Regions from separate parts of the Homo sapiens genome. Here regions 1 and 3 are each linked to region 2. A link is a loop called in an ENCODE intact Hi-C map of the cell type or tissue named here. Cell type or tissue: ascending aorta. All regions are shown on one strand. Links, peaks and the distances in the headings refer to the core of each region. The heading gives the core; the rest is flanking DNA. Region 1 holds the start of LOC107986363 (a long non-coding RNA gene). Region 2 overlaps LINC01554 (long intergenic non-protein coding RNA 1554). Region 3 overlaps PCSK1 (proprotein convertase subtilisin/kexin type 1).

The links. A loop is a pair of places that touch in the nucleus more often than their neighbours do. Peaks named below come from ENCODE experiments on the same cell type or tissue, not always from the same donor. Only the 100,000 strongest peaks of a DNase experiment are listed, where the experiment ranks them.
Region 1: a loop joins it to region 2, with 4 times the contacts of the local background. A loop is called at or near these places in 4 of 110 quality-filtered maps.
Region 3: a loop joins it to region 2, with 3 times the contacts of the local background. A loop is called at or near these places in 2 of 110 quality-filtered maps.

What each region holds. Positions count from the first base shown.
Region 1 is chr5:96,697,256-96,706,412 of GRCh38, forward strand. All of the region lies in intron 3 of CAST (calpastatin), which reads left to right. LOC107986363 (a long non-coding RNA gene) reads left to right here and starts at 8,090. Exons shown (of 2, transcript XR_001742454.2): 1 at 8,090-9,157. RefSeq lists a silencer at 5,421-5,550 and an enhancer at 5,790-6,289. In ascending aorta, for the core only: no CTCF peak of the experiment used is centred there; DNase peaks (open chromatin) are centred at 5,456 and 5,886; H3K4me3 peaks cover 2,203 bases; H3K27ac peaks cover 3,859 bases.
Region 2 is chr5:95,853,927-95,864,761 of GRCh38, forward strand. It overlaps LINC01554 (long intergenic non-protein coding RNA 1554), which reads left to right. Exons shown (of 3, transcript NR_026936.1): 2 at 2,952-3,055; 3 at 4,878-6,207. It overlaps LOC105379091 (a long non-coding RNA gene), which reads left to right and starts at 7,858. Exons shown (of 3, transcript XR_001742813.2): 1 at 7,858-9,820. RefSeq lists enhancers at 8,042-9,241, 9,497-9,998. In ascending aorta, for the core only: a CTCF peak has its summit at 4,981 (motif pointing right); DNase peaks (open chromatin) are centred at 3,545, 4,385, 5,155, 6,775 and 1 weaker place; H3K4me3 peaks cover 1,438 bases; H3K27ac peaks cover 4,775 bases.
Region 3 is chr5:96,403,904-96,414,738 of GRCh38, forward strand. It overlaps PCSK1 (proprotein convertase subtilisin/kexin type 1), which reads right to left. Exons shown (of 14, transcript NM_000439.5): 7 at 8,415-8,587; 8 at 6,871-7,083; 9 at 4,320-4,420. The region is part of intron 4 of LOC101929710 (a long non-coding RNA gene); the gene reads left to right. It also overlaps a transcript of CAST not described here. Among named protein-coding and RNA genes, the nearest start is that of PCSK1, 24 kb to the right of the region's middle. In ascending aorta, for the core only: no CTCF peak of the experiment used is centred there; DNase peaks (open chromatin) are centred at 4,464 and 4,772; H3K27ac peaks cover 1,176 bases.

The DNA.
Region 1 (9,157 bases), core at 3,412-8,411, 840 kb after region 2:
TGTTTCAGGAGTATCTATACAACTATTTAACGTAAGCTTTTTTTTTTCTTTAAAACTGGTGGCTATCTTATGGAAGTCAGACTTTCTCATAGATGTCACTTGCTCAATGAAGAGTTAGTATTTTCGTGTCACTCAGAGTTCTGACTGCTCTCCAAGTCCCTGATGGTGCCCAAACCAATAATCAGCTGAGAAGCTCTAACGCTAAATACCATGCCACTTTAAGACCCGTGCCTTTTAAAGACCTTTTCAAAGCTCTCTGCTACCAGTCAATAAAAATATAAAAATCATTGAAAGACCATGAATCGTAAATACAGGGAGTTAATTAACATTTGGAACCAACATAAATTCAAAACTGAGGTCTGCTCTTTGTTAGCCATTCTTTACTGCTGCTGGAGACACCACAGCATTCACTGATGGCCACTGGGTGAGAGAGTTGCTTACACAAACAAATATGAGTTTGGATTTCCTCTTTGCCACTATTATTTGTCCAGTCCCACTGAGCTTCAGTTTCTTCATCTGTAAAATGAGGGTTGGACTTCTCTTGTCAGGGCTGTTGAGAGCCTTAAATGAAAGAAAATAAATACTAACACTTAGGCCTGGCCCTGGCATTTAGCAGGTGCTGGGAAAATGGACCTCTCCTGTGATTGATCATGTTAATCTTCATATTCTGTTATTTCCAGGTCTCCAAATAAAAGAGAGTCTTCAACTAAAAAAGATTAACTTTTATTGTTATCAGGACTTGTATTTAGCATACACTTAAATTATGCCACTAAAAATGATACACCTCATTAGCAAAACACCCACCCAGTGAGATTTAGTGAGTTATTTGTAAATGTTCCCACACTTGCTATTATCTAAACTTTTGAAGGTTTAGTACATTGTGGAAAACCACACCCAGTTTTTTCTTGAACGTAATCATAAGAATCAGACCCTTTCCATGTTTCTTTTTTTTAACGTAGAAGTTACCCTATTTTTCTGAGATGGGATAGTTATAAAGAATTTGAACATCTCCCCACAAACCCTGTTCTGTCTTAAGAGCTGGGAGGGGCAGGGCATAACTGGGAAGTGGAGATGATTTAGCTATATGTTTATTGCTTTAGTATTTAACAGCAAACATGAAATTCTTTTTTTGGCTTTAAAAACACCATCCTCTCCCATTTCCATTCTTATGTCTGCTGTTTCTCTTTCTCACCATGCTTTTCTGACTCACTTTCCTTTGCCAGTTTCCTAAATGTGAGTTCTCCAGGGTTTGATTCTTCACCCCTTCCGTTCTCATATTTTTTACTTTTATAAGGTGTTGAACAAACGTAATTGCTTATTTCTTCTTTTGATGCCAGATTGGAATGGTTGTAACTCATAGCATTATCCCTTAAGGAATTACATACCCATGCATCATTTAGAAAAGCTGGGGGTAATAGCATAACTTGAAGCCTTTTATTACACAGTTATCATGGCACACACAGGCAAAATAATATTCTCCCAACACATTCTGAAAAGGCGTGACAGAGTGGTAGATAGAATTGGAAGTGAGAACTAGTGCTAGTTTTCTTGATTCTGGAAATAGTTAATTTGAAATTCAAAATAAGTGATAATTTTACAATTATTAAGAAAACTTTAAAGTTTTAAAAATTAAGTACTTAATTTGAAGCATATGTGTAAGCTATGTATTAGAGAATGGTTTCTATATATTGTAGAATTGTTTTATGAGAATGCTTACAAAATGAGGAATTGGGCCCTCAAATAATATCCCTTCTGCTATGCAGTTTTAGGTTTCAAAGATCTAATGCTCTTAAGTGATGTAAATTTTTCTAATTCAAAATAATTAGTGTAAAATATTTAGTTCTTAAAATTTAATTTTTGGTAAATCAGTAGTGAAGATGAGGCTGCGGAAATTATACGGACTCTTACTAAAGCCTATATGAAAATAGTTGTGATCCATAACCAGTCATGCAATTTTATTTCTGGAAGACTTGTCAGACAACTTCTATTTCACCAACCTGACTGTTCAGGTGAGGAAACCGAGGTTCAAATTGCATTAGGAATGTCTCTGTAGAAGACCATGCTATTAAGAAGATGTACTGGTTAAAGTTGTTAGTTCCAATTAGAACCCACTCTGACTAAGCCAAAAAGGAATTTCTTAAGGAACGGGGTAGCTGGTAGAGAAATCCAGGAGAGTACAGCAGAAGAAATCTAAAGCCTTACAGCAGTACTAATGCACAGTAACACTATGAGGCTTTCTCCTGCTGCCACCACAGCTCAGCTCCTGTCACATGTAGGACTGGGTGCCAGAACTCTGCCACTGACAATGCAGAAGACTCAAAATCCCTATTATAACATGGATTTCCTGGTGGGCAGCAGCCTGCACACGTTGCTCACTTCCCAGCTCATTCTTGTTTGGCACATCTGATTGGCCAGTGTAAATCACATGCCTTCACCCTGCTCCAAGGGAATCTGGGGGTGTGAGTCTTCTGGATCCTACTTTGGGAAGGCATGGACTGATAAGGCAGGAAATTATCAATATGTGGTGAGGTTTTTCAAATATGTGGCCTCCTGCTGAATGACAGATATCCATGACAAAGGAAAACAGGAGAATTACCTAATTGAATAGGAAAACTACAGATGACAAGTTATTCAGCAACATTAGGCCTTTCAAACAGAAGAAAGCGCAAACAACTTTCCTCCCAGCCTAGACAGGAGGAGATCTATGAAGGAATAAGCACCTATCAGAGAAATACTTTCGTGATTTGGGTCCTGAGTCTGCCATAAATAGCTGTGCTGACTTTGGCAACACAGCTCTCTTCCCAGGTTCTTACTTTTCTCATCTGTAATAGGAGTGAGGGTTTGGGTTAACTCTTCAGGTACTGTGGAGGGTATGCTGACATTCAGTGCCAGCATCAGCCCACAGTACCCTCCTACCACGTGTGGTTTGTGAGATGACTGTGTGTTAGACAAGAAAGCGTTTTTATTTTAATAATTATGCTTATATTTTAATGTGCTATAAAAAGTAAACTAGCACATCAACTCCTAATCCCATGGCTATTTTCATTTATAGTGAGGCTGAATTTAAGGTTAAAGTAAATCTACTTCTTTTAAATTAAGTAAACATAATATATCTATGGCAGGTTAAAAAATATTATATAAGTAATGTACAAATAATAACCAGGGCTTGAGAAATAAGATCCAGAGCAGTAATTCTCACCTTTTAATGTACATAATGAGTCAGTGTGGGTTTTATTAAAATGAAGATTCTGGTTTAGGAAGTCCAGGATGAGGCTGAGATTCTGCTTTTCTAACAAGCTTCCAGTGGATGTGCTGCTGCTGCTTTGGCAACCACATTTTGAGTAGCCAGGAGACTGAATAGTGCAGAATGTGGGTAGTTTAGGCTACCCATAACCTAAACATCAACTAGAGAATCTGATTAAAATGCAGATTCTCAGGTTTGAAGCCAAGAAATTCTGATTCGCCGGGGTGGGGGAAGAGCCCAGGATTTCATATATTTAATAGGCATTCCCAGGAGTTTCAGATGCAGATGATTTGAGAACCACACTGGCAGGAAGGACACCCTCAGGGATTGTGATGGCCACAGCACAGCAGTGGAACTACATTGTTTGCCTTCACTCTAAGGAAAGGAGCCTTTTTCCACCTGACTTACAGCAGAAGAATCTTGCGAAAAAAATTTTTTTTTTTTTTTGAGACAGGGTCTCACTATTGCCCAGGCAGGAGTGCAGTGGTGTGATCTCAGCTCACTGCAACCTCCACCTTCCAGGTTCAAGCGATAATCCTGCCTGAAGCCTCCCGAGTAGCTGGGATTACAGGCAAGCACCACCGCACACAGCTAATGTTTGTATTTTTAGTAGAGACAGGGTTTCACCATGTTGCCCAGGCTGGTCTGGAACTCCTGAGCTCAGGTGATCCACTTGCCTCGGCCTCCCAAAGTGGTGGGATTACAGGCATGAGCCACCATGCCTGGCCAGAAAATTTGTTTTATAACCATGTGATTACTCATCTGTACTCATCAGGAGCACAGAAATACATTCAGAGATAGGCATCATTGAGCTGCCTAACTCTGGAAGCTGTGGGGCCCAGGGCCCATCCCTATGGGGTGTGGCCCAAATTAGTCACCCTGTGCTGTTTTTGTCACAGGAGAAATTAATGTCAGTGAAACCTAGATGAGCTTTTAGTCTATTTTTAAAAAGGAATGACAATACTAATGATCAACAACAACAACAAAAAGGGATATATAAGCTATATATCAAGAAGAATTCTAAGTCCGGGTGCATGGCTCATGCCTGTAATCCCAGCACTTTGGGAGGCTGAGGTGGGTGGATCACTTCAGGTCAGGAGTTCGAGACCAGCCTGGCCAACATGGTGAAACCCTGTCTCTACTAAAAATACAAAAATTAGCTAGGTGTGGTGGTGCATGCCTGTAATCGCAGCTACTCGGGAAGCTGAGGCAGGAGTATTGCTTGAACCTGGGAGGTGGAGGTTGCAGTGAGCTGAGATCACGTGACTGCACTCCAGCCTGGGCCACATAGCGAGAATCCCACCTCAAAAAAAAAAAAAAATTATAAGGACAGGGTCTTCTGCTCTGGAAATGTTAGAATCTTAAAGTTGGAAGGGCTCTTATTTCACTAGATTTTTGACAGAAATAAAAGACAAAAAAAATAAGGTAGCTGTGAGGAGTACCTTGAAAGGTACATCAGAGGGCCCTAACTGCCTTGGCTGCCTGGTGGGGTACAAAGCTGTATGGATGAGTTCACCTTTTTCATGCCACTGGCCATCATTTGTCATGACTCGACACAGCACTGTCCAACCTGTCCTGAGGTCTGTGTTCCTCAAACAGTGACCAACACTACCTCCTTCACTCACACCCCAAGTTCAGGGTTCAGAGCCTTTAATGTGGTTGGTGTACGGCTTTTCATTTATTTTAAAATTTTTTATAATTATTTTCTCTAACTCTTATCATTCAATATTTATTAGTTGGCCTTCTATATGAAAGAGTGGCTTAACCCCTCTATTTATTCATTCATTTATTTACAGCAGTATAGACTCATGAATTTATATTGTATTCAATAGCTTCAAATCTATTCTAATTTTGAAGTTTGTAATATACTATAATATAAAGTAATCGGGTAGAATTCTTACTGTTAAACTACTCTTTAAAGAAATCCATTACACAGTTTTAACTGCATTTGCAAATCCCTGGTTGTAGTCATTACTAATCCACTTTATAGTTTCAAAAGAGGTCTTCGGGGGAGCATATTTGCGAAGTGCACCCACCGTCGTTGCCTTATTCTGGTAGTCACAGGGTGACAGCCGAGGGAGCGGTAACCTGTAATCAGCCGGCGGTGCGCAGCCCACACAGCACGTGGTCCGCATCACAGGCTGCGTTATTGAGTGAGCCAGTCTCCAGATGCCAGGCGCATGACGAGTCCACGGAGCGGGACCTCCCTCCCCACGCATCCCGGGCTCCCGGGGCGGGGCCGCCGGGCAGGGGGGCGGGGAGCATCCTGCGTCGCCTTCCCGGGACCGCCCCGCCCCGTCGCACTCAGAGAGCTGGGCTGGAGCTCCAAGCGGAAACCGCGGGAGCCGAGCCCAGCTAGGAATGCAGACCTCCTGAAAACCAAGCCGAGGACTGCGGGGTCCGGTGTCCACGCAGAGTGAGTACTGTCTTCCGCCGCTTTGCTCCAGGCCGCGCGTGCTCCCGGGTCTAGGGCCTGTGCCCCCGGCTACCTGCCCTGCGTGTCCGGGGCCTGGTCCCTGCAGCGGACTCCCCAGGCTCGGGACGTGCGCTTTTCCTACTATCGCGACCCTGGCGATACCGTGCGTTCTGAGTTTAACTGTGTTTCTTGGCGACTCCTCCTCCTTGTCGGTAACACTGTTACTGCCCCTTCCGCCGGGAAATGTATCTGGTGACCGGACGCGTAGGGTTACAAAACAAGGGATTTGTGTGGCCCGGTACAAGTGGCCCGAGACAAGTGGCCCGAGACAAGTGGCCCAAAAGAAGGAAAGCAGCAGCTATGTCAGTTTGGTTTGGCACCTTTATCTCTAGGGTTGGAGATAGATCTCCTCCTCCCCAGCCGTGCCGCCACCCTGTGATGACCTCCGTTTTAGAGCGTGAGCTCACTCTGACCTTTCTGCGTACCTGATACATGCTGGGTGTGGCGTGGCAAGTGTTGTAACCTGTTTCGGTTCCATTTCCTTTACACAACCTGAGACGGTTGTAGAATAACATCACTGAGGGTTACTTTGTGTCTATCTTTTAAGAATACAAAGTGTTTTCACAGAGATTTAACTTTCTCTTCTGTATGGTTAGGGACCCGGCATTCTCCACTTACACACAGGCAGGGGGAAGTTCTTTATTCCCATTGTACAGCTTCAGAAAATGAGGCAGAGAGTTTAGACAGCTTCCCTAAGGATCGGGACTTTGGGGCCTCTCTAGTTTTCTAGGAAACCACCTATGCATCAGAATGACAGAAATGCTTAATCAGCAGCTCTGGAAAGTTCCTGCTGTTTCACATGTTTTTCAGAGGAAAAACCTCTGCATTGCAGGGAAGCTCAACAAGGAGTGGCATCTACTGTTCAAAAGGGGAAAGTCTATTTCCTAATCAGCACTAGAGTTTATATTAATATAGATTGCTTCTTTCTGATGAATGTATTCGACTTTTGTGCACTGATTTTTCAGTATCTAAAAGGAATATTGAGTTGTTGGGAATATGCTGGGGAGGGTGTGCTGCTTGGGTTCTAGGAGGCAGTATAGGATTAAAATGAAGTAGTGAAATTTAGCAAAATCTTGCTGAACAAGGAAAGGCCACACCTGTAGACTGATGGAGAAGGAATAAGCCACCTATAGCAATGAGGCTGACTAGGGATCCCGTGTGTGTGCAGCAAGGACTCCTGGTGTCTATTACGAATCAGCATGCTTTGTAGACTGTGAAACAGTGTTTATGAAGCAGCACATTCAAGTATAAATATTGGCTGTGGTTCAGTTCAGATGCTTTGAAAGAAGAGTCCGAATGCCAGAGAGTAGTTGATTATATAGAATTAGTGGGGAGTTTTGGTTCCTTGATTATTCTCTGGCAGAATTGACTAAGTATAACATCTGTACTGCAATGAAAACATAAAAGCTAGTACGTAAAGTAACAGTTTGAAAGAATGAAACCAGAAAGAAAAAGAAAGCATTTTCTTTTCATTTGAATAACTTCTGAAAATCAGCTGAGTATTTATGTTTCTATTCATTGTTTATAATCACAGTTAACTTTAAGTGATCACTACTTCTTAGGTGGAAACATTTACTTTTTCTCAAAATATGAACTGTCTTAATTAGTCCTATTCAAATAAAAACTCCATAACCCATATTCTTCTATGTTCATATATATCTTTGTATCTCCTCTTTCATTATACCTTATAATTCCCTCAATTTGGAGATCATACGAATCTGGGATATCTGTTTTAGCATTGGTGTGTCTAACCTCATAAGAACATATCGCATAGTTTTTCTGATACATAGAATTAGCAATCTGCTTACTAGAAAATTACAGGAGGTCTTCATGAACATTGCATTTAATTTTTTCTCTATGGACGCTCTTGACTTAAAAATGTCATCTTAATGTTTCTCAAAAGGCATAGTCTTGGCATTTTGGGTGACAATTCTGAATTAGATAGAGCTCTTTGCTCGCACTGAATGTCAGAGCGTGACCGAAAGCACTTTCATGCATTTAAATGAACTTTGGTTGGGTACTACATCCAATTTTTTAAAATTGAATAAAACATATTAAAAAGGGCTAGGGACGGTGGCTCATGCCTGTAATCTCAGCACTTTAGAAGGCCAAGGAGGGAGGATCGCTTGAGGCCAGGAGTTTGAGACCAGCCTGAGCAACATAGCAAGACCCTGTCTCTACAAAAAATTTAAAAATTAGGGCATGGTGGCGTGCACCTATGTGGCCCCAGCTACTTGGGAGGCTAAGGTGGAAGGATCAGTTGAGCCTGGGAGGTTAAATTGTAGTGAGCTGTGATTGTGCTGCTGCACTCCAGCCTGACACAGCGATGAGACTCTGTGTCAAAAAAATATATATATAAAGAAAAAAAAGAAAAAAAAAGAATTGAGCCATACCATTTTGATGGAAAGCCATAAAAATAATTAGTCAATGATTTCCAATTTTTAAGGCCACTTTACATCTCCTAAGACTTGATGGCTTCTGGACAAATCTGTTTATTTGAACATTGCGATTTGGGCAGAAACTGTGTAATCAATCATACCGTTAGCAAGGTGACATTGTTGGACCCATGTGCTATAGTACTCTATTGTCTACCCTAAGCAATAATAATGGATTATTAGAAGGTGACTGTAATAGGTTCTAGTAAAAGAATAGATGAGCATAATCTGTATTAGAACATAGTATTAATAGTTCTAATATTAATATTTATATTAATAGTTCTAATAATAGTTCTAATGTGGCTATAACACATTAATAGTAACAGCTACATTTACTGAAAACACTATATTCTAAGCACATACGGAGCCCTTATGTGCTGTGATGATAATGTAGCTATGACGTAGAAACTCCTGTTATGCTCGTTTTACAGATTAAGAAAATAAAAACTGCCATACTATATTGTTTTTCAGGACATATTTAACAGCTTGCCATGAACACTTTTCAAAGAATGAGCTTCAGTGCATGAAAAGTTATCACACACTAAATTCGCATTTTGCTACAGTGATTTCCTCTCTCAGAATGCAAACTTTTACTATACCATGAGCCCCTTAAAGACAGAATCCCCTATAGCATCTACTTCATGTCTTCCACATAGTAATTGCTCAATATTTATTGGATTGGAAAAAAGATTAGTTTTATCGTAATATGAATAGAGCCCTAAGATGCTGTTACATTAATATAGATTATTCCTGGTTAGGTAGAAATGATAAAATAATATTCATTTTTATTCTCTAGGATTTACAAGTAGAGTTTTTGAAGTTTAATATCTCTTTGTGCTTTGGCTAAAGATTATAGAGTGGATAATCAAAAAATATATGAGCAAGGAACCCTTTTTTCTTTCTTTATTTTTTCCCTGGAGTTTCTGCAATTGGCCAGACGTGATGCTAGGCATACAGAGGTATGGCCCATATAACAAATATAAAGAGCAATGTAAAAAGTGT
Region 2 (10,835 bases), core at 2,259-7,258:
GAGGTTCAGATGCTAAGGGAGGAGGAAATAATGACAAATGCTTACTACAGGAACTTTGGCAAGTTGCTTTATCTCTGAGCATTATTCCTCTAGGAAAAATAATGGCCCTTCTAAGTCATCCATCCATCCATCCACCCATCCATCTGTTTATCCATCCATAGCAAACATTTAGTAAGAGCTGTTCTAGCTATCTATTGTTTCATAATAAATGACCCCAGCTTCGTGGCTGAAACAATCATTTCAAGGTATCTCATGACTTTTGTTGGTAAGGAACTCACACAGGACTCAGCTGGGTGATTCTGCTCCCTGTAGAGTCAGCTGGAGTCCTTTGAGATATTCAAGTAGCAGCTGATCTGATCTGGACTTGTCAAAATGGCTTTGCCGACTTAGCTGATCCCTTGACCGGGATGGCTGGAAAGCTGGACTCCGCTGGGCTCCACTCCCTCTCCATGTGGTCTTAGGCCTTTCCACATGGACTCATCAGCAGGGTAGCTGGGCTTCTTACATGAAAGCTCAGGGCTCCAAGAGACAAGGTTTGCCTTAAGGCTAGGCTTAGAGGTGTCATAATGTCACTTCCACCATACTCAGTTGGTCAAAGCAGTCACAGGTTAGCCCAGATTCAAAAGGGGAAATAAAATACATAGACATCACCTCTGGATGGGAGGCATCAGTGAATTTGTGGTAAGAGCCTTTAATCCACTGTAAAAACCAACTATGTGCCAGACAGTGTTAAGAGGGGGAGATACGAAACCAAGACATGGCCCTGTCTTCAAGGAGCTTGCAGTCATACAAGGTTACAAATGAAGGCAGTTAATGAGATCAATGTCAAGAAGCACTGTAAATTGTAAAACAATTTTAATATGAAGGATTGCTTTGTCTCTGAGCTTTATTCCTAAATAATCCTAAAACTAGGATTTAACAAATCCCTATAATGCTCTGAAGTATCAGTTACTGTTTGTTGACTGTTCACCAAGTATCAGGCACTCGGCTAAGAATTGTTTTGGTATAATTCTTCCCAATTCTCAAACCAATCTCACTGCATTAATTTCTTTTTATTCTTTTTTTGAGACGGAGTCTTGCTCTGTCAGCCAGGCTGGAGTGCAGTGGCTTGATCTCGGCTCACTGCAAGCTCCACCTTCCGGGTTCACGCCATTCTCCTGCCTCAGCCTCCCGAGTAGCTGGGGACTACAGGCGCCCGCCACCATGCCTGGCTAATTTTTTGTATTTTTAGTAGAAACGGGGTTTCACCATGTTGGCCAGGATGGTCTTGATCTCCTGACCTCATGATCCGCCCGCCCCAGCCTCCCAAAGTGCTGGGATTACAGGCGTGAGCCACCGCACCCAGCCCATTGCAGCAATTTCTACATGCCAAAGCCTTGCCCATGCTTCTTGTTTGATGACATGATATCTTGGGTTTGGTCTTATATCAGCACCCACCACTCTACCCATTGATGCCACTTAATAGATGCTTCTCGACATGCCCACGCAGGCCTCTAGCCACTTAAGGAGAGATTTTCAATTTACAGTGACCCAACCAACCACTCGTTAGATGCTCTGATCTGTTCCTCTCACAATTATTACTTTAATTTGCTGTCCTCTCTCGGGCCGTGAGGCGACAAGCTTGTAGGCTGCAAGGCAGACAGAGTTGAAGATGTATTTAAAAGTGCTTATGCGCTATTAGCAAAACTTACTAAATTCCTGCTGTGTTTAGGGAACTAGACCACAGAGCACTGTGAGCCAACACAGTTCCTGCCTCAGAGAATAGTCACCCAGACAAGATTTTAAAACTTTTCATTAGTTTTACCTGATTGATAAAATTAGAATGGAGAAAATCAGAAAAGTAAAAAACGAAAAAGCAGCTAGTCATAGTCTCACTATCCAAAACCAGTGCTATTCATATTTTGATTTATTGCCTTCTGGTTATTTCTTTATTTATTTTTAGTTTTAAGAAAATTAATACACTTCATTTTTTAGAACAGTTTAAAGTTTATAGTAAAATTGAGCAGCTAGGACAGCTGTTTCCCTCTGCCCTCCTTCCCTGAACATATTCCCTTCCCTATTATTAACATCGTGTAACAAAGAACTTGTATTAGTGCCATATATTTGTTACAATTAGTGAACCAATATTCATACATTATTATTAAATAAAGTCTATCATTTACTTTAAGGTTTATTCTCTGTGTTGTACAGTTCTGTGGGTTTTGACGAATGCAGGTCAGTATCCATCATTTCAGTATCCTACAGAATAGTTTCAGCATTTATCTTTTGTACCGTCAGCTCCTACCATTGTACACTCCTGCCTGCAGCTTTTTTTCTTGTTTCTTTATTTTTCATATGTGAGCCTAACACAAGCCTTCCTTTATGCTATTGTACCCTTCCTCCACATGTTTATAAACTCTTATAAACATCATGGGATACAACATTCTATACTTAACCATGCCCCTAATGTTGGACATTCATGTTGATGACAAGCGTTCAATTATCATATAGGATATTTTAAAATCATTTCATGGAAATAGATTTCCAGGATCTAGATAGCATTCAGGGGAAAAAAATAATTTAGAAAGAAACAGCATTGTGTGGTGTCCCCCAGCACCTCCCAGACAAAAGGCTTTTGTCTGAAGGTTGGAGGCCTGTGCTGTCTTGGCCTAGTGAGTGCCAGTTTCCGCATGGCTGCCCCTCACCCTTGGGAAGGCTATTGGGGGGTGGGCAGTGCTGGCCTGGGTCTTGCTTCCCTGCTCCTGCAGGAAGGTCTGGGCTTCCTCATTCACTCCCTTCTACTCTCATCCATCAGCACCTTCAAACCGAAACCTGGAACTATGGTATTCTCTTTGGCTCTTAGGACGGGTTGGCTTAATGGGGGAAATATTAATAGCACTGGTGTCGGTGGAAGTGACCTTGAGCCATGTAAAAAGATTCTGATAAAACGTGTCACTCTTGTTACCTATCAGGATCAAACTGCATCACGGAAGCTGCACACGATGACACCCTGTCTGGAAAGTTTTTGCCAGAGGGCAAAAGACTGCAAGCAGAATATCCCTTTGCCATTTCTCATGTAAGTGCACACCAGAACTAATAAGAATAATTTGAGAATAAGAGTACTTTCTTTTTTTTTTTTTTTTTTTTTTGCTGTGAAACTGATAACCATAAAATTTGGTATCTAGAGTCCTGGAGTGTAACAGCTCCTTCTCATACATTAGCTTCCATTCATTACCCCACAACAGTTCTGCATGCTAGCTGGCGTTATTGCCACATTACAGTGAGGGGCCTTGGCGTCTTGGGTTCCTGAGAGATGACATTGCCATATGTGGCTCTTCACGACTGTCCCACAGGCCCTCAGCTGGAATGTGGCAGAACTGGGAGCTGAATCCAGGACAGTGGTTTCCTCATCTGCTCTAGCCAGGAGCAGGCCAGGCCACCCTTCTGGACACAGTCTATCCCACGTGGGGACAGACTGGCCAGCCCCAGCCCGTGGGTCTCAACGCGGCCAGAGCTGCTGTGAGAAATCTTGTTTGTTTTAGCCTTTGGAGTCCTGTCTGTTCTCTGACCTCTGACCCAGAACTGTGTGTTCCAACCACTTCCCAGTCTGTTGTCCTGGCTCAAAACAAAGTGAACGAAAGCTCTTTCCTCAAGCCCTGCTCTCATACTCCAGGGCTCTGTGAAAATGAGTGGTATGGGCACATGGCTGGTGAGTCACTGTGGCCCTAAAATGAGCGGGAAAATAGAGGGCAGGTCCGGGCCTCGCAGGGCACTAATGGCAGGGAAGCAGGAGGGTCAGCATCAGGAGCCTGGCCTTTGGCCCGCAGAGACCTGAGTCCTCCCCTTACTCCTGAGCTGTGTAACCTTAGGCAGGGAACTTACCCCTCTGGGCCTCAGTTTCCTCATCGGGAAAGCAGGGCTGATCATAGTGCATGGCTTATAGAGCAGTTTTGAGGATTTCATGAACAAAAAAACAAAGGTAAAGCACTTAGCCTTCTGCCTGGCATGAGTAAACCCTCAGGAAACTGTAGTTATTATTTAGTAGCCAGGAAAATACAGAACACTTAATCTGTTGGCTCCCTGGTGTTTCTCGAACTGTCAGCAAACACTTCCACATCACCAGCCAGCAGAGCCATTCATCAAACACCTTTGCCTTTGTCTGTCAGGCCTCCCACTTCAACAAGTGTCCCTGGGTTTAAGTCAGTAACCTCCTAGGCACGGAAAGTTGCCTCACGCATGTGACATGCGAGCACGTCTCTAAAGGGGCAGAGGATCTGGCAAAAACATAGACTCGCAACTTGTCTGTTTCCTGAGACACCCACAATTGGCCTCGTGGAAGTGGTTGACTTCTTCCCATAGCTGCCTGTGTCTTACTTCATCGCCTCCTCCAAGCCCAGGGCCAGCCCTGCCTGGCTGGGGGATCATGACAGTCTTTGTTCCCATATGGGCAAAGTCTTTTGAAAAGAGGGAAAGATCATTAGTTAGCTGTCAGCCTCCAGCGTGGTTAGGTCATGAGTAATTCTTCTAGAGAGCCAGAGCACTGGCAATTCATTTGGTCGAGAACGTTTTATCTACTTGAACGGCGTAGCGAGGAAATAAATGGAACAAGTTATATCAAAATCTCTGTCAACTGAACAATTCCTTACCAATCCAACAAGGAGTATGACGACGATGCCACTTTTCCTACCTTTGAGAGGTCATGCACAGACACCGCACATGAACACACCACATTATACCCCCCCCACCACAAATGGGTGTACCCCCTCTCCCCCCACATACTCACTGGTGCACATATACACGCCACACCACATTCTGTAGTGGGGAAAGGATCATGTGCAGCCTTAAGGGCTGGTTTGCGTAACGGGTGCATATTTCTGCTAGTGTTTTTGTTCTTGCAGTCAGGACTGGCCGTTGTCTGAAAGCAAACCTCAAGGACAGGACTTCTGGACTCCGCAGCCACTTCAGGCTGCTGCTCCATCGCATGAATTCCAGCAGGTGGCGCTGCACCCCGCGCGGACCCGGCTTGCCTCTCGGCCCCAGGGAGGTCGGTTGATGAGCAGTCGGGAAGTGGGTCTGCGCGCACCCCGCTGCAGCTGTGGCAAACGCAAACGATGACACACAGGCTTGACGAGGGCCTTTGTCAGAAGCAATGGGGATCTGGCGTCACCGCACAATGGAAAACAAAGTGCTTCTGCCTGGCTGGCCAGAATGCACGTTTGCTCACTATTGATGCTGGGGCATTTACAGGCAGAATGAGTTCATGTGAAATTTCAGGATCTGCCATGACTCAGATTCACTTTCTGTAAACCAGAGTCAACATTACATTTCCCTTTACTCTGGGCCATTCCTTGAATTTTTAGGTCACCAGTTGTTTTTGTACTAACTGAAGGGATTTGAGTATTTCACAAGCACCTTATTTTTATTAGCATTTTTAGGGCATTACCAATTTGGGACGGATCTGTAGTGTGAGAGATTGTTGTCACTCTTAGCTCCAAACATAGGTTGACTTTATATATTATTTACATGTTCAGAATTATACTGTGTAGAAATTCAAATGAAACTTGCAAAATACTTTTCTGGCAGGAAGCCCTGGAGAGGATCGTTCATGGAAACAAGGATGACGACTGGGGTAAGAAATGCAGGTGACTCGTGAGTGGTCAGGGAGTGGAAGAGAAGACGGCTGGAAGGTTTTAGCATTCAGAAAAAAAATGGAGACAACTAGAGTTGATCTGAAGATTATGGCAGAATTCAATATTGGGGGAAAGAAACAAGATGGGGGTTAGAAATTAGAAACAGCAGAGCTCCACAGGTTGGAAAGGTTGGAAAGGATTTGAGCAAGAGAACAAGGAGCCTGCTAATAGCACCCTGGGTTTACATCAAGAGAAGCACCTGGAGAGAATTAACTCGGGAGGAGGTGGGGGCATGGGAAACCTTTTCATCTCCAAGAGCGGGCAGGAACAGCAGCTGGCCTGAACTTGAAGGTACACCAGGTAGCTTGCGTGGGCCAGGAGAAGGTGATTCTCTTCTATGCCTCTCTCCAACGCCCTGCTTCTGATGCTGCTCCTCTACCTGTATTGAGGGGAAGATACATCCCTAAGAAGTTCCCTGAACCCCATTCTTTGTTGTGGCTAACTGGTCCCCTTGGAATTTTTCTACTAATTTTCAATTCCCCCTCTCACCTGGTGAAATCTTGAATCTTACTGTTCAATAAAAGTTCTTCTACCGAAATTTCTATACCACGTTGAATTTTTTGTGTTTCCTTTGTTTTTAGTTCTTTGGGAGTTTTACTTAGAAAAAAAAGCCTCTGGGGACTAGATAAGGAAGGAAACCTTCATGTGGACCCTCTTGAGCTCTGTTTTCTTTCCTGGCCTCACTGGTGTGGGCTCTCTGGCTGCCCTGCTGATCTCTTGCTTTACTGCATTTGGGTGAGGACTGAGGAGAGGGACAGGAGTGTATTCACTGGATACTATTCAGACTAAAGGATTAGATGTCGTAGGTGAATAAGCAAGAAAGCAAACACATAAACAAAACATCTGAACGTTTTCAATCCAAGTGGAGCAGAATTTAGCTTTTCCAGCTAAACTGCCCCACCCCTGGCACCCAGGGAAAATGGTGCTCGTATTGTAATATATTCTCCCATGGATGCATGCAATATTATGAGTATTTTTTGCCTTGTGATGTAAATTCTCTTTCTTCCTCACTCAGAAAAACATATTGTAGTTGAAAGGAAAAAAAAGAATTCTGGCCGGGCGCGGTGGCTCATGCCTGTAATCCCAGCCCTTTGGGAGGCCCAGGCGGGTGAATCATCTGAGGTCAGGAGTTTGAGACCAGCCTGGCCAACATGGCGAAACCCCATCTCTACTAAAAATACAAAAATTAGCCGGGCATGGTGGCAGGTGCTTGTAATCCCAGCTACTCAGGAGGCTGAAACAGGAGAATCGCTTGAACCTGGGAGGCAAAAATTGCAGTGAGCCGAGATTGTACCACTGCACTCCAGCCTGGGCGAGACTCAGTCTCAAAAAAAAAAAAAAGAAAAGAAAAAAGAATTCTGATCCTTTTTGAGTGTGTGTGTGTATGTGTTTTATGTGTGTGTGAGAGGACACAAATTCAAACTGAAACTTTGCTAAGTAATAGGTTTTAACTGATCTGGATACATCAGGGTAGTGAGAACAGTAAGTCTGGAAAAGAAAACAATAGTTATCAATACACATACACTCTCCCATACATAGAACAATGCCTAGGTCTATTGCATTTTAATATCCGCCGAATAGGTAGCATGAATTCACATCATTTCAGCGATGGGGAAATGGAAACTCGCAGAGAGCTTAACTGAATTTCCTGAGACCATGGGATGTCAGAAGGGCCACTAAATCTTTCAACTTCCAACTCATACTTTAAACTCCTGCCTCTTATCCTTTTTGAAGTGACTGGGGAAGACCAGGTACAGATCTGTAAAATGCTTCATTCCATTTTCAGAGGAGCTGAGGTCAGGTGCTTCCTACAGTCGAGGTCTCGCCAAGAAGACGGTGGCCACGTTCCTCAATTCTCAGGCGAGTGTTTTGATGCCTGGGTGCTTCTGCCTGATGAGCCCAGCATTCATGAAGTACATGTGACAAGAGGACGGCTGGAATATTGCTCAATATTTTCAGGCCGACGGCACTGGCTGCATGTAATTTGAGAGGAGTGTAGAATGTCAGCCGGACTTTTATGACGCACCCCTCTCCTCTTCCTGAGAATTGTTTGCATGTGGAGATTTCCTGCCTATATTTTTAGCGTCAAATTTTTTTGTGGTTGCTCAAGTACCTTCGGCCATGTTTTAGTGACTTACACAGAAGCCCTGATGCCCCTGATAAAACTGATGACCATCGAATGGAAAGAAGTCAGTGTAGAAAGCCCAGGCATTGTCCCATAGCTGGCCCTGTGTGTTTGCACTGATTCCTCAGAATAAGTTTGCAGATAGCTTAACTTCCAGAATTCCTGAGTTTCACTAGTCCCCCTTCTTTATGATGAATTGGAAAAAGGGTATATTCTGGGATAAAGCAAGAGGAAACTGGGTGCAGCAAAGATCCCTAGACCATTTTTCCCAGTGGCCCATTGCTCCTGCTGCTTTTTTCATACCAGCTGAATCTCCCTAAACCCCACGTCTGCGGCAAAGTCTTCGTGGTGAAACAGGTGAGTCACACTTTTCTGCTTCTCTGCAATTACAAATGTTATCACCTCATCTGACACAGAGAGGGTGTTGGTTGGAAATACGCATTAGGAATAAGCTCTTTGGAAACAGCAAAACTGCCTTCATGAAATGAAGACTTTTTTTTAGAAAGTCTGGAGCTAAAGTTATAAAAATAAAGAGGCGTCATCTCCCTTTCCTTCTCCTACAATAATGGAAATGAAATATCAAAGTAAACAGCACCACATCCATGTCCTCAGCACATGTGACTCGCTAACAGAACCATGCCAGCCACCCCATCCCTTCTCTCCCATATTCTCTGCTGTTCTCACTGTCTCTCAAGACCTGATTTAAAACCACCTTCACTAAGAAGTCTTCCTGTCCCCCTTCTGGTCCTTCACGGAATATTATTTTGCTTCTGAAACTTAAAAAAACAATTTTGTTCTCAGGTCATTCTCTGTGTACATCCCATCTCGTCCATCCTACAGATTAGATGTTCTTCCAGGGTAGAGGCGACCCCATCTCATGTCTTTTTATTCTCCCTCTGCTTTTTATTCCCACAGGCAGTCTTCAGTACAAGAAGCGTCAATCTCAGATCTTACTCATTTCCAACCTGTACCAATCAAAGGCCCTCCCAGCCAAGATAAAAGCAAAGTCTCCCTCCTCCAGAGCACATGGGAATGGCCCCCCAGTAGCTGGGGCATGCAAGCTAATGAAGTTTCATCTTCCACCTCTATCCAAATATGACCTTGCTGATACCATCTCCTATTAGATGACAAATCCGGATGTTTCTATTGCATGGTTGTTATTTGCCACATGCTTCCTGGACAAGTTTCTAGGTAACCTTAATGTCTGTGCTTCTGGGGAAGGAGGAGTAGAAAATAACTCACCTCTTCAGTAAGTGGTTTTAAAAATATAACAGTGTTTAAAAGCTTTTAGAGAGCAGCTCTCCTTCCGGCTGCTCCAGCTCTGTTTGCTTTGTGATAGGAGCCCCCGTAACACTTCGTGCTTGGCAACATCTGACGAGGACAGAAGGCAGGTTTAAAGCTGAGAAGATTGATTTTTCCTTTGTAGGGCTTTCCATGAGGGGCGTGGGAGAGAAGTCACTTGGGGAAGCAGTGGTCAGTGAGGTTTACTTCTCCATATGCTCTGCATTCATGTGTAAGGCTAAACAAACGTGTTGTCTCCGCAAGCAAATCCCACACCACAGAGAGGAGCAGTTTGTCCTGGAGGTCCTAAGGAGGTGACCAGTGACCTGGAGGGTAAAAGGTTGGGGCTCCTGAGACCTTTCTTCCAACTCTCATTTCCATCCTAAACTGGCAGGGGAAATGTACCCAAATTGCCTGTGTGTTTCGATTTGATGTGGACACACTGTGACCACTCAGGATCGCTCTGGTGCTGCTGAACTCCATGGTTCATATTAGGCCCGACTGTCTAGTTTTAGAAAGTGGGAGGAGATTTCCCCTCTGCCAGGGCTTGGGGTTTATGTTCCCCAGAGCATTGAGCAAGAGCCTCATGTTTACAGAAATCTCAGGCCCCATGATTTCTTCCTGTCAGGGTAGAAGGAGAAGGAGTAGGCACAGACTGTGGAGTAGATCTTGCCACTTCAGTCCCTTTGTTCTTGCCCAGCATGAGGTTACCAAGGAAAGGATACCTGGGGCGCTGGGGGTGAGGGTATGTATTGGTTGTTTGAACTCTGAAAATATAATTTTAAAATTGGCATTGTAAATCAAATCATTAGGTCTTCTGCATATAGTTTTATTTTTTCTAAAACTTCATAAAGCTGTCAAAAATACCTACACTATATTTTAAATGCTGTGGGCAATATAGTTTTTAAAATTTTATTGTGAAGTGCTGTTGTAATTCCTTTAAGAGATGTACACTGTCTACCTGGTTTATTTTGTGTGCAAATATGTATATATACACTGTATATATACATATACATATACACACAACTATATACATACATGTATATATACACACATATATATTTCAAAGTTTTTTGAGATCTAGTGCTCACACAGCATTTGGTAGTAACTAACAGCTGCTAAGTCAACTCCTAACCTTCTCAACCTCATCTGGTGTGACTTAGAGCAGAAATGGTCCAACCAGCGCAGCAACCATGTACCCACCCAAGTTGACTCCTATGGGCGTAATGTCCACAGGTGCTTCTGCCTTGGTGTGTCAACTCCATCTTACAATTTAGGAGAATTTGGTTACATAGCACCTACTAGGTCTTAAAAATAAAAATATCAATGCCCATTTTATATAGTGGGTCTATGTAGGATCTAGTGAAAATACGCACTTAAGTCTTTTAGAAGACAGGAGAGATTGGGGTCATACAATTTTTTTTTGCATATGTGAAGAGAGTAAATACTTAGTGTTCATCAACTCCATGAAAATGAAGATTCCAAACTACCACAAAACTAAGGAATAAAGCTTTATCATTTGGCTTTAAAGACTCTGAAAGTACTGGGTTCTATTATTGCCTTAATTGGGGTCATGCAAGGGTGGAACAATAGGAGCTAAATAGTTCATGTTAAGGCAGATCAAGGCTTGACAAGTTCCAGATTTCCAGCAGGATTTAACTCCTGAGTCACATCAACTTGGGGTACAAGATTCACTGGGAAGCAGGGAGGAGCAAAAATCAGTCTGTAGAACTCTAGAAAGCAGTACCTGATAAAGACCT
Region 3 (10,835 bases), core at 2,226-7,225, 550 kb after region 2:
GACCAGAAGTTTGGCTTATCTGTTTGTTTAATATTTCCAAAGGTGTGAAGGGATTCAATGGTTCACTTCAGAATTTTCCTCACCTATTAAAAATTATTCTGATTCTTTTGATCTCTCCTCAGAAGGCTGAGGCTATTTTCTACAGCTTTCTTAGGTATACTCACTACATAATAATAATAGTGCCACAAACATTTATGCAAGGAATTCCTTCTTCTCTTAGTATATTTATCTCCAAGATACACCTACTAACTACCCTAATGGGTTTCTACACAAACACAGGTGGATGAGGTTGTAGGAAAACACAGTGGTAAAAGTAACTCTTTATAGCATTTGTTTCTCAAAACTTGGTTAAGGTATTACTAGCATTAAAAAGTGCCTGGGAGATTTGTTAAAAAAGGAATTCCTAGGTTGAATACCAGAAACTCCTAGGCAGATACAAGGTCTGAATAGTTGCTGGCAAAATGACCTGGGAACCTGCATGTTAAATAAACTCCCCAGGTGATGACTATATATGCTGGTACTTGAGAAACATCGCTTTGGGGAAGGAAAGTATTTCTTTGTGCATATTCAGCCAGAAACCATTCCTTCTCCTTTCCTTTTCTCCTCCCATTCCCCAATACTCTGGCTATATAACATTTAACACAGCATATTGAGTAGTCTGCTTGTGACAGAAAACTTATAAGAAACTCATAAATGCATGTTCATTTATCAGCCTCAATCTTCCGAACCCTCCTTTATTTGAGGAGATGATAGGCTGCCATTCAACATTGCCTCTCCCTCACAGGGCTGTGGGAGGCTGCAAGGTGTGGTTGCTGATAGCACAGACTTTGCAGTCAGAGAGACTTGAGTTTGAATTTCTTTGTGGGATCTTGGTTATATATCTCAACCTCTCTAAGCCTTATTTTTTCCCATTTATAGGTGAAATTAATAATTTCTATGTCATAAGAATGTTGTAAGCGTTATAATTAATATTGTATATAAAGAGGCCAGCTGTGTCTGGTCTACAGTAAGAACCTAATCAATATTGGGTGCCATTATTCTTGATAAGTTTAGGCAAGGGCTCTTCAGTCTCCATAGTTGTTCCTGTGGGATGGCACATGATTAAATGATTTTCTCATTCTTGAGTGCCTTGGGATAAAGCTTGGTCACATGTCTAGAAATTCTGGCATTCAGCTTTGGTATAGACAATTGAATAGAGTTCAGAAAAATGTTCAATTGAGAACAGAAATCTTAATAACCTCTATGTACCTTGGCAGTAAGGATATAAATGTTAAGATAGATCAGTCATACTTATCTTACTGATGAATTGAGTCAAAATGAAGGGAATTAAATTCTTATGATAAGCACCTGGGAGATCATAGACTCTTAATATCTCTTAAATCACGAACACTGAGAATCTGGTGAAACCTATAAGCCATTCCCCAGAAATATGCCATACATACATTTATAAGCAATTCTGCATTTAGTTGCAAAGAGATTCATGGACCCCTTGGAACCCATCTGAGTGTTTCACAGAAATGAAACACCTGCTTTAGAGACTGTCCATCAGAGACTGAGATTAATGAGGCTAGATCATTCCTAGATCATTTTCTCCTACATAGAAAAAAGAAGGATCAAATTAGCCAGGCATGGTGGCACATGCCTGTAATCCCAGCTACTCAGGAGGCTGAGGCATAAGAATTTCTTGAACCGGAGGGGTTGAGGTTGCAGTGAGCCGAGATCTTGCCACTGCACTCCAGCCTGGGTGACGGAGTGAGACACTGTCTCCAAAAGAAAAAGAAAAGGAAAGGATTATTTTCTGTATAGGATCATTTTCCACTATACAGAAAAAGAAGCCTTGAGGTTTTAGAAACCAAGGATTGCACTTTTACAATTTCAGCTCTTACATAAAATTGGCATTACTTCTGTTCAGCAGATGGATATTTCTACTATATTGGTCACTATACAAGGATGGGCTAGGCACGGCTAGTTATATTTACATGCATCTGACAGGTGTTGGATAGAGAAGAAAGGCTCTAGACATAAAATTTTAAGATTGCTTTCTTTTAACAGCTCCCTGGGGTAGTAGTCTGTGTTTTGAAATCTTAAATATAATAAGTCTGTTGCACAGGATCCTATAATCCATAGGACCCTATTTTCTTCCAGTCCAGACCCCTCATCACTGACCCCAACAATTCATGTTGGATTACCTATGCAGGCTGACATTTTCAATCTCAACTCTGAGAATCTTAGGAAGAGAAGAAGTTTGTAAAAAAAGGTCTCGTTTGACCCCTTCATTTTATAGATGGAAAGACTGAACCCCACAAGTAAATTAACTTGCCGAAGGCCACATAGCTAGTGGTAGAGCTAGAACTTGAAGCCAGGTGTTCCTTGCAATTTTCACTGCTTGGACAATTATTTCTCGGTTAATTTGGATCTGCTGATGCCAGTCTCAGCTTGTGTTCATAGATTTTTGTCTTTTGTCCATCTACTTCCTATTATAAGTGAACTTAGATTCTGAACATAGCTTTTCTGGAGGGCCCAATATCTATTTCTAATTGAGCACCTGAATTTACTTCTTCCCTTACCAAACATCTTGCCAGCCCCTCCAAGTAGGTGGACTCTTGGTAAGAGCCTTGCTAGACTTCCTTGCTTAGCCACTGTAGCCATCTCACAGCCGAGATACCCAGGAATATACCCCATCTCCATAGGAAGCCCCAGGGATCCTAGAGATAAACTGGACTCTCCTGGACAAAGGCTCAGGAACCTCAGGGCTTTTCCAGTCATGGCAAAGGCCAAGATATTTTTCCTTTCTGTTATTACGAACTGAGTCTACTGAATATGACATAAGGACACTGCTTTGTTCTCTCTCTAGAGAATATGTAATTTATTCTAGGATAATCTCCTTATTAGGAAGGATAATAGTAATTTACAAGTTTAATCACTTCTTCTAATATGCAACCATAGCACCTGACTTGACATTTCAAGATTCACTGTCACCACACATCAGAAAGCAGGAATGAGGACACATAAAAAGCTGTGATGTGCAGTGTGAGACAGTTCAATTTTTTTCCTCTGTGTTAAGTATTGGACTATTGGGTAATTATGAGAAAAAAAAAGTTAAATCTTTTTTTAACATCATACACTAAAATAAATTCCAGAGGGATTTAGAATTTAAATATGGTAAAGAAACCATAATAAAAGACATATAATTAATGTTTATCTAATTTGGGGTTGTGAAGATTTTTTCTGAGCATAAAAGCAAAGGAAGAAGCCTTAAAGAAACAGACTGACAAACATAACTACATACATATTAACTACATTTCATTAAAAATTACATAGAAACAAATTAAAAGGTAAATGTCAAACTTATAAAGCATCTAGCTTTTGTGAACCAAGGCCATAAAACAAAACTAAGGCCATAAAGAAGCAACCCCAGAAGACAAAGAGCTGAAGGGTATGAAATATTGAGCTTCATTAGTAATTAAATACAAGCATATTAAAATGAGATACCATTTTCACCTATCAACATAGCAAATATTTTAAAAGATAATAAAAGTAGTTTTGACAAGGGTTTTGGAAACTGGCACTTTCACACATATATTCCTGGAGGGAATATAAAATGGTATAGTCATTCAAGGCAGCATCTTGTCAATATATATAAAAATCATTAAAACATGCTTGCCCTTTGACCCAGAAATTCCAATTCTGAGTGTTTATCCTGAGGAAATTGTCAGAGATGACAACTAATATTTACTGACAATGGTGTTTAAGCATGATTAGATGACTTTAAGGAAATTTGTGTTTATACAATGGAACACTGTGAAAATATAAAACTCCTGCCTTTAAATCTCATGTCCCCTGATGTGGTTATATCAGCTCCAGGACTAGGCTTACATATTCAAAGAAAGGAGTTTTTTAAACTTGTTCCTAATACTGCCCACTGGAAACTATTTAAACAAAATCCTGCTGGAAGAGAATAAACAAAAGGCGTTGTAGCTGAGTGGGAAGAAGATTTGAGGGATAGCATGAGTTTTAAAGGTCAAAGCATATTGATTTAGACAGGAGAAAGTATGTTTAATATATTGTAGAATGGGTTTTAAAAACAGATTACAAAATAACGTCTATATTAAGATCCCAATTTTGTAAGATGTGTGTGTATTAAATCTACATTGAGATGTTAACTATGGTTAGTGACCTCGAAGTGGCAGGAAAGAGCTTATCTTTATTTGCAGTATTCCAAAATTTCTCCTGTAACCATGTATTCAGAAAAAAAAGTGTTATTAAAAATAAGGAGAATCAGCCTTTGTAAAGGTGATTAGAAGCTTTCTGGGCCTTACTTTGCTTCCAGGGCCAGAGCGAAGATGCCAGCAGCCAGAGGTGCAGAGGCCGAGGTGCCTGTGTGCGTCTCCGTGCAGTCATTGTGCAGGTCAGCGCTCGTCTGGATGACGTCAGGAAGGAGAGAAAGGCAGGGAGAACACGTGAGGAGTGTGGGCCTGTCTTGGGGGTTAACTGTACCAAAGGCTGCATCTGCTATGACCAGGAAACTCAGCTGATTCGATTGCCTACTTTCTCCTCTAAACCACAGGCGGATGTTTGCCATCTGCTGATATTTTAGTTCACCCTCTATATGCAACTTCTCTATAATTCTGGCAGCAAGATGCCTTTTCTGGGGATGAAGTACTCCCACTACGAATATTTTCTTTTCTGAGATTCCCAAACGAAATGCTGTCTATAAAAAACAAAGTTTCAAAATCACTGTGAATCATGCTGGCCCATTAATCATCGGGTCCATTGTGTTTGGTCTGGCATATTTAGAAATTCTGTCTCATACAAAATTCCCTTTTGCCTTCAGATTGACATTTGGCTGCCTCTTCAGCCCAAGGATATGAAGACATCCTGGCCTTAGCCATTTGAACTACTTGCACAAAAAATGCTTAATATGTAGTTTGCACTCACTGTTGAACTAGATTTGATACCTGTGAGTTGGTGTCCACATTTACACTTTGAGGAAAACGATGGGTCTTTAAAATGGAAAGTGTGCTGGACTTAGTTCTGGGTTCAAATTCTCTAACTGCTACTTAATAGATTTGTCCTCGGGCAAGTCATTTGGCTCCCCATCTGTAAAATGCGATTTATATTTTCTGACTCATATGCGAGACTTACCCGAGATGTTCTCTGTGAAAGTAGTTTTACATAATTTTCTTGCAAGTAAGGAATTACCCTGGCTAACTTTAGGGTAATGAAGAGATTGCTGAGATGAAGGGAAGAAACTGAAAAGACTTCCTGTCTGCCTTAAGGACCACGGCGCTGCTGGTTGGGCCAAGGGATTACTAACAAGACACCCACCCAGGCTCCAGCACCGAAGTTCTAGCTCGAGATTTCGATGTGTGGGAGGGAGGTGTAAAAAAATAATTTGTTCTATTATCACCTCCATTGGCTTCCTGCTTGGAGTTGCTGAATTTCTCAAGTTATGATGGCTCTGCTCCTCAGAGGGCTGCGGAAGCAAGGTTGCCCTTTTTACCTGTTGACGCAAGCAAGCCCCCAGAGATGACTATGCTGAGGAAAAGGTTTGCGTAAGAAAAAGGTTATGTTACTGAGACTGTCTCAAATAGAATCCACCAGCTGTCTCTCCTAAGGCTGGCTTTCTTAAGGAGGGAGTTTTACAAAGATAGAAAATCTTTCTTCTGCTTCAGTGCAGGTTACCCAAGATAAGGAACAGTCTGTGAAATGGTGATTCTGAAATGCCCAACAGGCCATTTTCTAAAGGCAGCTCTGGACACCCAGGGAAATGACAACAGCCAGGGGCTCTGAAGACAAGTGGGGCAGATGTCTGATATGCCCCTTTCAAACCCTTTAAAATGTGCCTGCCATAAAACCCCTCGGTAGAATGCCACTGTCTATTACTTGAGTAGCTGAAGAGATGCGCGTGAGAAGCAGGCCCACACTTCTAAGTTGAGACCACAGCTTTACTGTCTAAACTAGCTTGCAGAAGTGATCCTGTATGAAGAAGATGTTCGTGTTGACAATTTTGTTGAGATGCCATTAATAGGAATCTTGCACGCATTCCAAGGTCATTATTATAGGGTTCACCCACCCTCTAATTAGATCATGACCTGCTATTTCACTGAGATAGGATCTATATACTTTAGCTAGTTGGTCCTTTCTGTGTCAGGAGTTAAATTGGGGGCCTTACATTTTTTAAATTAAAGGTGTCTCCCTTTGTTCTCAAAGCCCCTAAATGCCCCTCCATCGTCATGCCCTTGAAGGGAAATCCAGTAATTGCCCTTGGCCGTCTGACTCATGGAAGCAAAGGCGCAGGCAAGCGTGGGCTGGAGGAGCTCTCTGAGCATACGACCTCCCCGAGCTGCTTACCCAGATGCTGAGCAGTTCACCTCAGGGGACACTGAAACTGCTATTTTCCTGCAGGTCATCCATTCTTAGGAGACATAGCTGGTGTAGACTCTGTATTTTTATCATCTGCGACAGGGCAGGTCAGACTATATCCCTGCTGTTAAAGGATCAGCAAGTACAAGGGTGATAAAGCCCCTACAACCCTGAGATCTCCTTTAAGGCTGTTTCCAGGGAGGCATCAGACAAGCAGAAAAGACATTTGGAGTCTCCGCTGTGTGTAATGACAGGTTTGGTGGCTTCTCAAGGCTGGGTTTAAAAATGACAGAGGGGAAGATCATCTTGGCAGAAGTGTCATTATCCCTGGAGAGAAAACTTTCTGATGGATGCCAGCCTTTCAAGTGAGTAAGTGTGAGTTCTCCCAACTGAGACATCAAGCTTAAGCGAATCAGTCGTACCAAAGGTCAGTTAGGGGAATCATTTCACATGCATGCCACGCTCTCCTAACTAAGCAGAGAGAATTAGACAAAAGCAACATACGATTCTCTGGTCGGTGTAATCTCCGCTGCTGTAAGAGGTGGCCAGTGTGGAGGAGCACTTCTCAGCGTACCAGGGGGATAGGCCTTGCTGGGAGGCACTGCTGATGGAGATGGTGTAGATGCTGTCTGTGTAGCCATCACAGTCACAATTATCTCCCTGACGCCCCCCGTTTCCCGAAGCCCAGACGAAGATGGACCCCTTCCCCTGTCTCCCCTAAAGGAAAAGCCAGAATGCATATTATCTGTTATCATCTATTGGGGTCATTGTTATATCCCAATAAAATCCCCAACGACTACATGTGTGAAATTCTCAGAGACAGCTATTTGGGATCTATTTTCAATTCCAGATCTTTTGGCTTCGATATTGGAAATCTCACAAGGCTGTGTATTATAAGCCACTGGACTCTGGCCCTGCCAGTCTCTGGGCCCTCCTGGGGTAGGGCTGAGCACACGCTTTTCTTTCTTATGCAGATTCATAATCTAGCGTTTTGCACTTGCTCATATTTTTCCACCCTTCTCTTAGTTTATGTCACTGCACTTAAATCTTTGAACTTCCTCTCTTTCTTTCTGCTTCAATCTTCTGGCTGACTGATAGAATGACAAAATTAGGAATTATTCAGATCTGCCTTGCAGCTGCATTAAAAGGGACTCTTCAATTGAATGGAACTCGTCAAAGCCGCCCTTTCTATGATTTTTCAATTTGTGCTCTCCAGAGTTTCTACTTTTGTTTCATCTTATGGAGCACAAGGCTTTAGAATCTGTGCAAGAATACAGTAAACCCAAGTGACAGAGCAATCCAACCAAGGCACAGGTATTCAACAGGCACGTGCAGAGCAGAAGGCAACACGTTTCTATATTTGAAAAGCATTTCCGCGCTTGGAAGAAGACTGAGTAGTTTTTTACTAGTGTAAAAACCCAAAAGCAGCAGGAAAATGAGTAAGGAGAAAGAAATGTCCAGAAGCACTTTTAAAATAAATATGCTAAAAGTAATAAATTTCCATTCAACCTCAGACCCAAATAGGGAAAATTCATTTTATTTATTTATATTTAGTTTTGAGGCAGGGTCTCACTCTGTCACCCAGGCTGGAGTGCAATGCTGCAATCTCAGCTCACTGCTACCTCCGCCTTCTGGGTTCAAGCAATTCTTGTGCCTCAGCCTCCCGAGTAGCTGGGACTATAGGCATCTAAGTTGAGACCACAGTTTCACTGTCTAAACTAGGTTGCAGAACAGTGCAACCTAGTTACACCTGGCTAATTTTTGTGTTTTTAGTAGAGGTGGGGTTTCTCCATATTGGCCACTCCTGGCCTCAATTGATCTGCCTCCCTTGGCCATCGCGCCTGGCCACAAATAGGGAAAACTTTCTTAAGCCTTAACTCCCATCCCTCTGAAGAATGATTTGGCCCTCTAAGTGCATTTAAAATTGTAAAGGACTTTGTTAAGAAATCCACAACAATGTTATTCCATGTAACCTAAGTGTTCTTTCCTTCTCCTCATATCCAGATGGTCAGGTTTCATTTCATGTGGGTCTGTGTAAAGCATCTTACCTGTTTGACACCATATTCAAAAGCCTTCTGGGCTAGCCGGCCAGGCCCCTCCACAGTTTTCCCATCATCATTAGGGCCCCAGCTTGCACTGTAAATATCCACGTGTCCAGGATTGAATCCAATTGAACTGGCCTCAATAGCATCCGTCACAATGCCATCCAGCATTCTTATGCCTGAGAAACAAAATAAACAAAGACACACAAAGGTTGATGTCAGTATGTACATGGACAAAAGCCCAATACTCTTACTATTTGTATTTTTAAAGGATTTTAAGAGTCAAAAACCAGGTAACTACTAGATAGATGTCCCCAATTTCTGTAACCCAGCTACTGACACCACAGAAGGAAGGAACATGTTGCTGCCCCCATAAGCTTTTTTGTCGCACTTTAGAGATAATACTATGCAATACCATGCACTGTGTAGGCAGCTGTGATGTTTTTTTTTTTTTTTTTTTTTTTGGTCCCACTCAAGGCTCTCTTCCCAGCAAAAGCTCTGGGCATTGAGTCTGAAGTGGAGCAGCATCCTTGGATGAGAGGAAGTGGCCGTGATTGTTGTCAATTACAAAATGTTTGCCCTCCCTCCCACCCCAACTAAATGACAGACCAGCTTTCAGAAAGACCCTCCAAGCAGCCCTCTGGTGATGCACCTCCTCATGGCTGTCCCACAAATGGCTGTGGCCCAGTCTACGCCACACAAGGACTCTGGACAGGAAACATGTAGCTTCAAAAGATCTAGTCACAACAGGAAACTAACAAATAGGGAAAGCACTTTTGTTTCTAAGCCCTGATTAAAAATAACCCAGAGGCCATCCTTTCATGTGTTTGCTAAGAAACATTTTCAAGGAACATGCTTCCTATTCTTCTAAATAATCTCAAGGATGAAATCATTGCCATGGATTTCACCCCCAAGGGGAATCATTTTTCATCAGGACAATGTAGGTGCGGTAGCTCTTTGTGCTTTCCAACAGGCTGTCACCCGTCATCAGACTTATGAATTCAAGAGCCAGGAAGGCAAAAACAATCTGGACAGATTACAGGCAGCTACCTGGTTATTTCTGGCTTCAGGCTCATAATACAATAAAGTGCACAGCCTTAGATTTTCACACTTATTTACTATGGAGCAAAGGTAAAATGATATGAAATTGATATGATCAGTGAAAGTTGTATTTGTAAAAAAGAAATTGTTCAAAAATGCATTTAGAGCCAGGCGCAGTGGCTCATGCCTTTAATACCAACACTTTGGGAGGCCGAGGTGGGTGGATCACTTGAGGCCAGGAGTTCAAGACCAGCCTGGCCAACATGGAGAAACCCCATCTTTACTAAAAATACAAAAATTAGTCAGGCATGCTGGCACGCACCTATAATCCCAGCTACTCAGGAGGCTGAGGCACAAGAAATGCTTGAACCTGGGAGGCAGAGGTTGCAGTGAGCTAAGATTGCAACCACTGCACTCCAGCCTGGGCAACAGAGCAAGACTCTGTCTCAAAAAAAAAAAAAAAAAATGCATTTAGAAAAAAAATCGGCCAGGTGCGGTGGCTCACGCCTGTAATCCCAGCACTTTGGGAGGCCGAGGCGGGCGGATCACGAGGTCAAGAGATCGAGACCATCCTGGCTAACATGATGAAACCCTGTCTCCACTAAAAATACAAAAAAAAAAAAAAAAAAAAAAAAAATTAGCCGGGCGTAGTGGCGGGTTCCTGTAGTCCTAGCTACTCAGGAGGCTGAGGCAGGAGAATGGCATGAACCCGGGAGGCGGAGCTTGCAGTGAGCCGAGATCGCGCCACTGCACTCCAGCCTGGGCGACAGAGTGAGACTCTGTCTAAAAAAAAAAAAAAAAAATCCCAGTTCTGCTCTTACCAGCTGTGGAATCTTGGGCAAGCCAGTTAACCCTCTGTGCCTCAGTTTCTTCAACTGTAAAATAGGGATGATAATAACAGCTCATGTGCATTCATGATAGTCTATATGCAGCCACCAATCCACAGGCTTTACATGTATAAACTCATCTAAACCTTACAACCACCATTTGAGGTGGGTGCCGTAATTCTCCTCACTTTATAAATGGAGAGATTGAGGCCAGGAAGGGATAGTGACTTGCTCAAGGCCACATAGCTTGAAACTGGGGAGCCAGAATTTGAACCCTACAAATCTAGCCCCTAAATCTGTTAACCACCAGGATACACTGCCTATAATATTTGTAGAGTAACTGACATACAATAGGTGCCTAATAAATGAAGATTATTGGTAAAAAATGCATTTGGGGCCAGACCATCAAAGGATGGAGTAATGGAAAACATCAGTAGGCTTGGAATCTTGTGTTTCAGTTCTACACTGCCACAAACTTGCTTTCATTACCTTGAGCAGCTTGCTTCTGATTCTTTCTCTACAAAATGAAGGGATCAGATGATTCTTTCACAAACTATAG